2 separate regions of the Homo sapiens genome follow, and region 1 is linked to region 2. Evidence: chromatin contacts called from ENCODE Hi-C or POLR2A ChIA-PET data. All regions are on one chromosome and are shown on one strand. The core of a region is the stretch at or near the end of the contact, and the rest is flanking DNA. Distances in the headings are between cores, read along the strand shown. Region 1 overlaps DAG1 (dystroglycan 1). Region 2 holds the start of SPINK8 (serine peptidase inhibitor Kazal type 8 (putative)).

Region 1 (5,703 bases), core at 556-3,055, 1.2 Mb after region 2:
CTTAAATGTTTTAATGACTGTGGCAAATGATAGCAATTTAACAGCTTAACTACTATTTTTAGGTAGCGTAGCTATTTGGGAGTAGGGGCTCCTAGGAGTGGTGGGATGGGCTACCTCTGCCAAATTTTGTGTGGTTAATAATGGGTTGAGTCTCCCAACTTTTCTTTTATTCTTGGGAAGCAAAAACTAATAGAGAGCTGTTGTTTCAGAGTTTTTAGGTTAAGATGTGTGAAAGTTTCAGAGCCGGGTACAGTGGCCTGTGCCTGTAGTCTCCTATTTGGGAGGCCGAGGCAGGAGGATCACTGGGGAGTTCAAGGCTGGTGAGCTATAATTGTTTCTGTGAATAGCCACTGCACACTAGCCTGGGCAACATAGTGAGACCCTGTCTTAAAACTAAAAACAGAGGTACTTAAAAATATATATATCTGAAAGTTTCATTCACTGTGAGTTTTTCTATGGATGAGGAAACATTAAGTTTATGGCAAATTGAGTTGGTGCCCCATGTGCATTTGTTCTTCACATCTGTTGAGTGGAAAGCATTTATTAACTGAGTTCCCTGTGTGCGTGGGCACTCATAGCTCTGGGGAGGCAGCCTGAGTGGAACAGAGCCGCCTGTTCCATAAGGCTGTCTGGACAGAATGGGGTCATAAGGGCCTGGCTCCTCATGGGCATCTCCCCTTTCCTCCCACCAAGCAACATCCTTTGGTTGCATCTTCCTGGGGGATGGTATTGGTGGTGGTGATGGGAGGGGCCAGTGGGATCCTTACCTGCTGAACCTTACCCTTGGATGCCTGGTGTCCTTGCCAGTTACTGTATAATGTTTTTGATTTCCTAGTTATATCCCTGATGACTGATCTGATAAACTTTAAATATACCTGCCTCTAGGGTAGCTTTAATATATTTTGGCTACAAAGGTCACTACCTTTTAGGTATTATTGATAACTTGACATTTTACTTCTTCTTCTTTTTTTTTTTTTTTGAGACAGAATCTTGCTCTGTCGCCCAGTCTGGAGTGCACTGGTGTGATCTTGGCTCACTGTAGCCTCCGCTTCCCGGGTTCAAGCAATTTTCCTGTCTCAGCCTCCGCTTCCCGGGTTCAAGCAATTTTCCTGTCTCAGCCTCCCGAGTAGCTGGGATTATAGGTGTCCGCCACCATGCCCGACTAATTTTTGTATTTTTAGTAGAGATGGGGTTTCACCATGTTGGCCGGGCTGGTCTTGAACTCCTGACCTCGTGATCTGCCCGCCTCAGCCTCCAAAGTGCTGGTATTACAGGCGTGAGCCACTGCACCTACCTGGCCTGACATTTTACTTCTGCCCATCACTTGAGAGTCCCACATATCACAACTGGGAGGAAGGGAGTGCCTGGTCATTGGCAGATGCGAGCCACTTACTGGCCCTACCCCAACTAGCTCTGGTTCTTCTGGCTGAGGGTGTTTATCTGCAGTGAGTCTCAGGGTCTGGGGTCTGGGGCAGTGCTGAGAGCTTAGACTCAGTTGTGGGTACTGCACTGGGTGCTGGCACAGAGGAATAAGGTTCCCATTCCCACTACTCGAAAAAGAGCTTCTGTAGCTCCTGTCAGCCAGTGGTGAATCCAGCTAAGACATGTTCTTGGGCTGCCTTGAGCACTTCCTACTCTCTTTTAGAGGATATAATGTGAATGAGTGTGAGGTGTTAAATTGGGTAGCTGTGTCAGGAAGACTAGGTGGCTGTGGCCAGAATCTTGCCAGAATCTTTCTGTGGTTCCCAAGCACTCTTTTCTCCCACAAGTTCTGGCCACCAAGCTGTATGTGACCACGACTGAGTATTTACCTCTGTTTGGACCTTGGTCTCTGAACCACGAGGAGGAGGATCTCTGTAGCGTCTCTATCTGAATGACTGAGTGTATGAGTATGAGACTGTGTAAAAAAAACTTCCAGAGGGACATTCTGATACAAGTATATGGATGCAGCCTATCAGATTCCTAGCACAGGCAGACATGACCCTTGCTTATAGGAAGCCAGCATCAGAAAGACAAAAGGGTGTTTTATTACCAAGTTGCAAAAAATTTTTCTCCTTAGAGCATGGAAAACCAACACATAGTAGTTGGAGTTGTGCCCTGAACATCGCCTGCCTGCTAAATGCAGAGCACTTAGTCATGCCCATGAAACAGACACCCCATGTCGTCATGTGTCCGCAGATAGCAGACAGCTTAAGTTCCTGGTAGGGCAGGGTGTGTCTCATAACTGACTGTTTTTAAATAAGCTGAGAATTTTAAAATTGAGAATGAGATTGGAATAGTGAAAGATCAGCTGGATCTAATAAGTGAAGTAAAGACTAAAGATGATGGGAAGAACCTGAAAAAAAGGTCCTGTGTCTCCCCATTCATTCATTAGGTGTATGGTGTATGTCTGGCACTGGATGAGTGCTGGGCACATATTAGTGATTGCAACAGATGTATCCCTGCTCTCCCACAACTTATAGTCTTGTGGGGGTGTTGGTTGAGCTGAGCCATTTACTAAATTAGAATTAAAATGCGTCTGGGCATGGTGGCTCATACCTGTAATCCCAGCACTTTGGGAGGCCGAGGTGGGCAGATCACCCGAGGTCAGGAGTTCAAGACCAGCCTGGCCAACATGGCGAAACTCTGTCTCCACTAAAAAATACAAAAATTAGCCAAGCGTGGTGGCAGGTGCTTGTAGTCCCAGCTACTTGGGAGGCTGAGGCAGGGAGAATTGCTTGAACCCGGGAGGCAGAGGTTGCAGTGAGCCGAGATCATGCCACTGTACTCCAGCCCGGGTGACAGAGTGAGACTCCCTCTCCAAAAAAAAAAAAAAGGATTAAAATGCATAAGAAAGGAAAAGGCCAGTAAAGAAAACACTATGCAACAGTAAAGAAAACTGTAGGCCAAGCACAGTGGCTCACGCCTGTTCCCAACACTTTGGGAGGCCAAGGCAGGAGGATTGCTTGAGCCCATGAGTTTGAAACCAGCCTGGGTAATATAGTCTGTATCTCTTCAACAAAATTTACAAATTAGCCTGGTGTGGTGGCGCACACCTGTAGTTCCAGCTACTTGAGAGGCTGATAGGAGGTTTTCTTGAGCCCAGAGGTTGAGGCTGCAGTGAGCTGTGATTACACCATTTCCAGCCTGGGTGACCAAAAAACCAAAACAAAAACTACACAGAAAAGAGTTGAAGAAAAACCTTCAACTTGGAGCACTTTATAGAGATCTGAGGAGAAGACCCTCACCAGAGTACTGGGACTGCTGGTTGTTGAGAAGGAGTTCCTGGTGGAGGACCCCTCAGACATCACTGGAAGTTAAATGGTTCTTGGAACTGATGCCCATAGGGCTCCTCCATCTATGTACATGGTCATTTGGTCCCTTTTGCTGAGTGTGGCACTTAACATTGCTGGTGAGCCTGTGGTGGGCAAAAGTGACCCAGCCATCTACTGATGGCAGGGAGGGAAGGTTCCTGCGGAGGAATGGGTCTGAAATCCTGTGAGCCACCTGGTCCCATGGGCCTTGGAGTGTGGAACAAGGTAGTAGAGAGGAAAGAGGACAATGTTTTACCTATTACTTATCTCACATTGATGACAGGAATCAATCAAACTATATCGTGCTAAATTGTAAGACATCTTTAACTTTCTTTTTTTTTTTTTTTTTTGAGACGGAGTCTTGCTCTGTCGCCTAGGCTGGAGTGCAGTGGTGCGATCTCGGCTCACTACAAGCTCCGCCTCCCGGGTTCACGCCATTCTCCTGCCTCAGCCTCCCGAGTAGCTGGGACTACAGGCGCCCGCCACCACACCTGGCTAATTTTTGTATTTTTAGTACAGACGGGGTTTCACCATGTTGGCCAGGCTGGTCTCGAACTTCTGACCTTGTGATCTGCCCGCCTTGGCCTCCCAAAGTGCTGGGATTACAGGCATGAGTCACCGCGCCCGGCCAGCACTTTCTGAGATTTACGCATGTTGATACTTGTTTTAGTTTTTTTAATTGTCCTACAGAGTTCCATGATATTCCATGAAAGCCTATTGATATATTTTCCAGTACATGGACATTAGGATTGTTTTTAACTTTCCAGTGTTGCAGTGAACATGCGTATGCCATCTCTCCATATATGTTTGCACTTTCCTGTCTGTGTGCCTAGGAGTGGAAGGGCCCAGCTACATGGTGAGTCTTCTCCAGGGTGCTAGGGCAGCTCACAGCTCCCACCAACAGCCATGTGGTCCTGTTCCCTCAGTGGTGTCACATTGGAACATTTTGGCCCATCTGATTGGTGTGGAAAGGTTTTTGCTGTTACTTTAATTTTCTTTTCCCTGATTATTGGTAAGGTTGAGCATCCTTTTTGTAAGTTTACTGCTATTCAGGTTTTCTTCTCTGTGAATTACTTGTTGGTTCGTTCTTCCTATCTTCAGCCCATTTTTATTGTTTTAGGTTGCTTGATATTTTTTGATAAGGATTCATTACCTATCACATGCATTGAAAAAGCTTTTTCCCAGCCTGTGGTTAGCCATTTTTTTCTTTCTTTAAGGTGTCCTTTAGTCATTAAAAATTATTGGCCAGGCCTGGTGGCGCATGCTTGTAATCCCAGAAGTTTGAGAGGCCAAGGTGGGTGGATTGCTTTAGCCCAGGATTTTGAGACCAGGCTGGGCAACATGGTGACACTGTCTCTACAGGTACAAAAACATAGCCAGGTGTGGTAGCACATGCCTGTGGTCCCAGCTATTTCGGAAGCTGAGGTGGGAGGATCGCGTGAGCCCGGGAGGTCGAGGCTGCAGTGAGCTGTGATTGTGCCATTGTACTCCAGCCTGGGCCACAGAGTGAGACCCTGTCTCAAAAAAAAAAAAAGAAAAAAGAAATTTAAAGGTTTTTTTTTGAGACAGAGTCTTACTGTGTCAGATTTAAAATTCAAATTCAAATTTATCTTAAGATTTAAAAGATTTTTTGAGATAATTGTGAATTCACAGTTGTTAGAAGAGGGATCCTATGTACAGTTACCCAGTTCCCCCCATGGTAACATCTTGCAAAACTATATAGTACAATATATATCACAGGCAGGATATTGGAAATGGTATAGTCAAGGTACAGAACATTTCCATTGCCACAGGATATTTTATGTTGTCCTTTTATAGCCACATCTACCTCCTTCACAGTCTGACCCCCTTCTGTAACTTCTGGCACCCACTAATCAGTTCTCTGTTTCTATAATTTTGTCATTCAAGAATGTTATAAAAATGAAACTATATAGTATAGTATGTAACCTTTTGGGGTTGGCTTTTTTTTTTCACTTAGCAAGATTGCTTGGAAATTCATCCAAGTTGTTGAGCGTATCCATAGTTCATTCATTTTTATTGTTTATTAGTATTCCATGGTATGCATGTACCATAGTTTGTTTAATCATTCACCCATTGAAGGACATCTGGGTTGTACCATTTGTTGAAAAGGCAATTTTTTCCCCGTTGAATTGCTTTTGCATTGTTGTCAAAAATCACTTGGGTATATTTGTGTATGTCTATTTCTGGATTCCCTATTATATTCCATTTGTCTATGTATCTGTCCCTCCACCAATACAGTCTTTTTTTTTTTTTTTTTTTTTTTTTTTTTTTTTTTTTTTGACAGAGTCTCACTCTGTTGCTCAGGCTGGAGTGCAGTGGCACGATCTCGGCTCACTCCAACCTCTGCCTCCTGGGTTCATGCCATTCTCCTGCCTCAGCCTCCCCAGTA
Region 2 (5,952 bases), core at 324-2,823:
CTTTTTTAAAGTGTCCTTGTAGACCGCACTGGAATCAAATCCCTATTAGGCATTCGATTTGCCCAGCCTTTCACTTTTCCAGAGCCTCCAAAGTCCACTTGCCTGAAGGCCATGACTAAAGCGGTGGCCTTCTTTTTATCCCGTTTGTCCAGTTCTGCCTGCTCCTTCTGATCTCTATTATAAAAACTGAGGCCAAGTTCTTAGTTTAAGTTTTGTTCCAGGCCTAAGGCGGATTTTGAAGTTTTTTTCTAATGTCTGCAGCTGAGTGATAAACTTACCCTTTAAGATTAGTTGGCCTTCAATAGATCCAGATGACAGAGAGGTATGCTTCCTCAATGCCTCCCTTAGTCTCTCCAGAAAGGCAGTAGGATTTTCTTCCTTTCCCTGTGTTATAGTGGGCATCATTGAATAATTCATAGGCTTCTTCCTAGTTTTTCTTAGTCCTTCTAGCATGCAAGTTAGCAAATGTCTGCGGCACCAATCTCCACATTCTGATTCTGCGTCCCATTGAGGGTCTACACTGGGAACTGCCTGCTGGCCTGTGGGGAATCGTTCTCTTTCCTCTGTTGTCATCCTATCATTGACCTGACTGAGATACCAGAGATTGCCAAACTCTTGGGCTGCAGTTATAGCGGCACTTCTCTCATTTGGGGTTAGTATCTGATCTAGCAGTAACATTATGTCTCTCCATGTCAGATCAAAGGATTGTCCTAACCCTTGTAAAACATCAATATAGCCATCAGGGTTATTTGAGAATTTACCTAGGTCTATTTTAATTTGCTTCAAGTCTGAGAGGGAAAAAGGTACACACACTCTGGGCTGAATTCTCCTCCTCCCACCACTTCAAGGGGGCATAATCTGGGAATATTGGCACTCTTTGGTTCATTGTTTACCCCTTTCTCTATCTCCTTTGGCACCGTTTGTGTTGAAGGGGGGTCATTATTAGTTGGGGAAGGAGCCGGGGGAACGCCGGGGCAGGGGGGTAGATTCTGAGGGCTTCCTGTAGGGCATAAATCACACTTTTAACATAATTGTGAGTTGTCTCTTAATGAAAAGAAAGTTTGCACATATGGCACTTCGCTCCATTTGCCCTATTTTCTACAAAAGAAGTCTAGCTGTAAGATGGTGTTATAATTTATACTTCCCTTGGAGGGCATGTTTCTCCCTCTTGAAGAGGATATTGTGGCCAGGGGTACTGCAGAAGAATATAAGTCGTTTCTTTCTTAGCATCTGAGGGTCAAATTGGTCCTAATTCTCTAGAATACATCTTAGGGGCGTTTTTGCCTGGGAGGGGGGAACGTTTAAAAAGAACATAGGGATGCCAGCACCCCTAGTCATTTTCTGATGAGCATTAGTCCTAGAGCGTCCTCTGTGGTCCTAATGCTTATTCCTTTTCAGGGTGCGTAACCACCCACGGACCTCTGCTTATCAGATTAGTTACACTCACCGATGTAGCAGTCCTGCACCTGTTTTCCTGCCCTTCTTGACCACAAAGAAAGGGGTCTGGGCTGCTGGATTCTAGTGGTCCTTTACCAGCGTGCCTGACATTGCCTTTGCACTCAGGAGTGAGTTCTAGAGCTGGGCTGGGTTTCTGAGTATTTCATAACAACCCAGTTGCCCCATCAAGATGCATTTTCATAAACAACAGTTCTTATGCAAATTCGTTTCAGAGAGGGTGTAGGTAACCTTTTGAGTCAGGATTGAGATAGAGTTTTTGCCCACTAGGGCCTTTGTCCTTTTCCTTTGTAGGAATATGCCTTAATTATCGAACTTAAGATTTTGTTGCCCTGGATTAAGTCCTTTTGGGTACGAAATATGAGAGATGGCTCCTGTTTATCCTATGTGCCTTTTTCCTACGAGAAGGAGAGCGAGGAGAAAAAGATGGGCTTGCTCTTTTTGTAAGTACTTTAAGGCTTGGCTGAGTGCAAACAGCTCGCAGTTTGTGCAGACCAATTATGAGGCAATTCTCCTAACTCTGCTTCCACAAGAGTTTCCTTATCAATTACTGAATACCCATTGTGGTTTTTTCCTCAATCGCCTGGGAGGAACCATCTATCGTCCTATCCTAAAGGAAGTTCCTCCTAGGTCTGGTTGGACCTTTGCATGGCAATTAAGATTTAAATCCCCTGTTAGGAAATCTGCTGGGTTAAGGGAATTATCAGTGGTTGGTGTTAAATCACCTTTTTCTAACAGAATAGCCCCATACTTTAAGAATTTTGAGCTAGTAAGCTACCTTTTTTTTTTTTTTTTTTTGGTCTTAGGATTGTTCTGAACTGGTGAGGTGTGCTCACAATGAGGTTTCCTCTAAAGGTTATTTTTCTACTTTATTCTGTTAGCAAAGCAGTTGCCACTACAGATTGAATGCATTTGGGCCATCCACGGGTTACTGGGTTCAGGATTTTTGATAGGAAGGCTATGGGTTGTCAGTGGTCTCAGTGTTTTCGGGCTACGCCCTTGTTTACACTGACAACAAGGTAGTATTGGAGTATTATAGGGTCGTGGAGAAGACCTTTAATTATCAATTATAGGTTCTAAATTTACCTTGGCTTTTAAAGGAATAGGGTACACTGTTTTTTCTTTACTACCTCTCTCTTTCCCTTTTTTCTTTCTTTCTCTCTTTGACTTTCTGCCTCTTCCTCTCTCTGTCTGTCTTTTTTTAGATGGATTTTGGAAACGCAGTGGAAGGACGTTCACTTGTTGCCCCAGTTTGCCACTATAGGAACATGTGCCTCCCTTTAATTTACTCAAATTCGTTTTCATCCTGATCTATTATGTTGTTGTAGACTCAGTTCCAGTTGTTAAAATACTGGGTTATCAGTTCTAAGGGCCTGGCCAAGGAGCCAAGGCTTGGAGATTGTATTGCAGGGGGTAGTAAACTGGGTAGAAATTAGGGGAGGAGAGCATCTTACACAATGGGAGAGCGATCTTCCTAGCTATTTACAAACTTGGGGCCCTGGCAAGGGTGGTGGGGAATGGGTCCCACATAACAGCCCATGTTGACAGCTATATACCTAAATTGGGAGGGACACCAGGGGCAAGACTCCCTGGGTTCATAGCCTAGATATCTAAGGCCACAGCATAGAGCTTCCTTAGATCTCTTTGGAGATACAACTTGCTCTAATACTTGGGAGAGGAAATGAAAGTCTGAAGCATTAGTACCTAGGAGGCAGGGATTGGAGGAAGTAGATTCAGAGGTAAGGAGAATTTTTGGGGCTACACTTTCAAGAAAGTCATGGTCGGGACCCAGGAGGTATGGGTCAGAAGGAAAGGTAGGGGTGCACACGTGGGCAACTGTTGAGTAGAGACTTCTGGCTGCACCATGATCTCAACCAGCCAATGCCGGGAGTTCAGGACGACAGCTTTCTGCCTCTAGTCGGCCCTCGGCTTCCCCCCAGGAAATTGTGAAAGCGGAAGCTGGTTCCAGGCAGACCAACGCTCCTAACCCCAAAGGGTTGGGGGTTGTTAGAAAGCCTTTTCCCAGAAAGCCTCACAGCTGAGTCTTAAGTCCAGTGGCCATGCTAATCATTTTTAACTGGCTGACAGGTGCCCGGTATTTCCTCTGATTCTAAGGAAGGATAGGACAGGATAGCAAGCTAAAGTGGTTCAATATTACTCACCACTTTGGAGAATACCTGTACGGGCCAACAGCTGTTACCAGGCAGGTCTTTGTTCTTAGAGCTCCTGAGATGGTGGCAGGCCGCTCCCAAGATGGCGGCAAGCCTTTTGTTCTCTGACCTGGGGTTCTTGGCCTCACGGATTCCAAGGAATGGAAACTTGGGACATGCAGTGAGTGTTATAGCTCTATTAGAAGCCGTCGGTCACGGAAGAGAACCCTGGAACCCAGCGACTAGTGTTTAGCTCGATTAGGATGAACCCAGGCACTTAGCCATGCAGGGACAATGGCGAGCCTCTAGCCTGATTGGGAGTGGCAATGGGCACCTCGCTGGATCAGAAGCATAGCAGCCACCCTGCCCAATCCGGAGGTGTGGAAGCCAATGGTGGGTCAGCGACGTTGGCTTTCAGCAGTGGTGGAGAGTGAGTGAAAGCTCAGCTCGAGCCGGAACAAACATGGAACAGAAGAGTGTGCAGTTGCAAGATTTAATAGAGTGAAAACAGAGCTCCCATACAAAGGAGGGGACCCAAAGGGGGTTGCCTGCAAAACTGTCTTAAAAAAAAAGTTTAAATAGTTACAAATAACTCAATTACTGGCCTAGTTTAAATATTACTATTTTAAAATAAAAATCATTATCTTAGACATAACCCATGGAATTTACATTCTATGGCAATTTGATTTTACATTGTATATTTGAAAGCCACATGGATGAACTCAGTTAGAAATTGTATGTCATTTCTTTTTCTCCTTGAATGAACGTTTCATTCTGCTTTCTCCATGTAACTTTTATTTCAATGTTATGCTTGATGGTGAGTTACTGATCATGCTTTTCTACTTTTCATCATCAGAAATATGCAAATAAATGGATTTTTCAAAGTTCCTGGGATCATAGGATATAAAGTTTTAATCTGTTTCTCTTGAACTGAGTTATTATCACAGTTAGTAGTACATGTCAATCAAAACATAGGTATACTATAAAATTTGATAGTTATTTGATGTAGAGGTAGATTTATTTCTTTTCTTTTTTTTTTTTTTTTTGAGATGGAGTCTCACTCTGTCCCCCAGGCTGGAGTGCAGTGGTGCAATCTCAGCTCACTGCAACCTCCACCTCCCGGATTCAAGTGATTCTCCTGCCTTAGCCTCCTGAGTAGCTGGATTACAGGCACACGCCACCATGCCCAGCTAATTTTTGTATTTTTAGTAGAGATGGGGTTTCACCATGTTGGCCAGGTTGGTCTCGAACTCCTGACTTCGTGATCCATGTGCCTCAGCCTCCCACAGTGCTGGGATTACAGGCATGAGCCACCGCGTCCAGCGTAAGTATACATTTCTTACTGTGATGGATTGATTTGGTTTGGATCTGTGTCCCCACCAAATATCATGTGACATTGTAATCCCCAATGTTGGAGGTGGGGCCTGGTGGGAGGTGACTAGATCACAGCGGTGGTTTCTCATAGTTTAACACCATCCCCCTTGGTGCTGTTCTCCTGGTAGCAAGTTCTTGCAATAACTGGTTGTTTAAAGGTGTATAGCACCTCCCCATTCGTTCTCTTCCTCCTGCTCCAGCCATGTGAGATGCCTCCTTCCTGCTTTGCCTTCTGCCATGATTGTAAGTTTACTGAGGCCTCCCCAAAAGTAGAAGTCTATACAGCCTGTGGAACCATGAGCCAATTAAACCTCTTCTCTTTATAAATTACCTGGTTTCACGTATTTCTTTCTTTCTTTTTTTTTCTTGAGACGGAGTCTCACCCTGTCGCCCAGGCTGGAGTGCAGTGGCGCAATCTCGGCTCACTGCAACTGCCACCTCCTGGGTTCAAGCGATTCTCTTGCCTCAGCCTCCCGAGTAGCTGGGATTACAGGCATGCACCACTACACCTGGCAAATTTTTGTATTTTTAGTAGAGACACTTGGCCACCATGTTGGCCAAGCTGGTCTTGAACTCCTGACCTCAAGTGATCCACCCACCTTGGCCTCCCAAAGTGCTGGGATTACAGGCGTGAGTCACTGTGCCCGGCCACACATATTTCTTTAAAGCAGTGCCAGAACAGAGTAATACATGGTTGACGCTTGCTGATGCTTTTCAGTTAGTTTAAATATCTACCCTTGAATATTACTTGTTGCTAGAATGACTCAGGACTCAACATCAGTTCTATATTTATTCTTTGTTTTCCACACACTGAAAAATCATGTTTACAATAAGTAAGTAGACGGGAATTGAAAGAGTTTTATATAGCAGTGTCACTTAAGTCTTGGAAGTTCTTCCAAATTTTATACCAGAAATAACATTGTGATAGGCGAGTGAGGTCAGCAAGATGGCTTACACTAGAGTTGCCTGGCTC

Evidence for each region. A loop is a pair of places that touch in the nucleus more often than their neighbours do. ChIA-PET counts read pairs that join two places held with the same protein, here RNA polymerase II (POLR2A).
Region 1: a loop to region 2 is called in a map of sciatic nerve, with 6 times the contacts of the local background. The contact joins the enhancer-like site here to the promoter of SPINK8 in region 2. A Hi-C loop is called at or near these places in 1 of 168 maps with a recorded cell type or tissue (sciatic nerve). POLR2A ChIA-PET finds 5 or more read pairs at or near these places in 1 of 52 experiments (activated CD8-positive, alpha-beta memory T cell).

Annotation. Positions count from the first base shown.
Region 1 is chr3:49,499,014-49,504,716 of GRCh38, forward strand. All of the region lies in intron 1 of DAG1 (dystroglycan 1), which reads left to right. Among named protein-coding and RNA genes, the nearest start is that of DAG1, 32 kb to the left of the region's middle. Within about 2 kb of position 1,806, at least 22 of the 41 ENCODE cell types and tissues checked have a DNase peak (open chromatin) inside an H3K27ac peak, as active enhancers do.
Region 2 is chr3:48,332,088-48,338,039 of GRCh38, forward strand. It overlaps SPINK8 (serine peptidase inhibitor Kazal type 8 (putative)), which reads right to left and starts at 1,574. Exons shown (of 8, transcript NM_001080525.3): 1 at 1,448-1,574; 2 at 279-384. RefSeq lists a silencer at 1,919-2,119.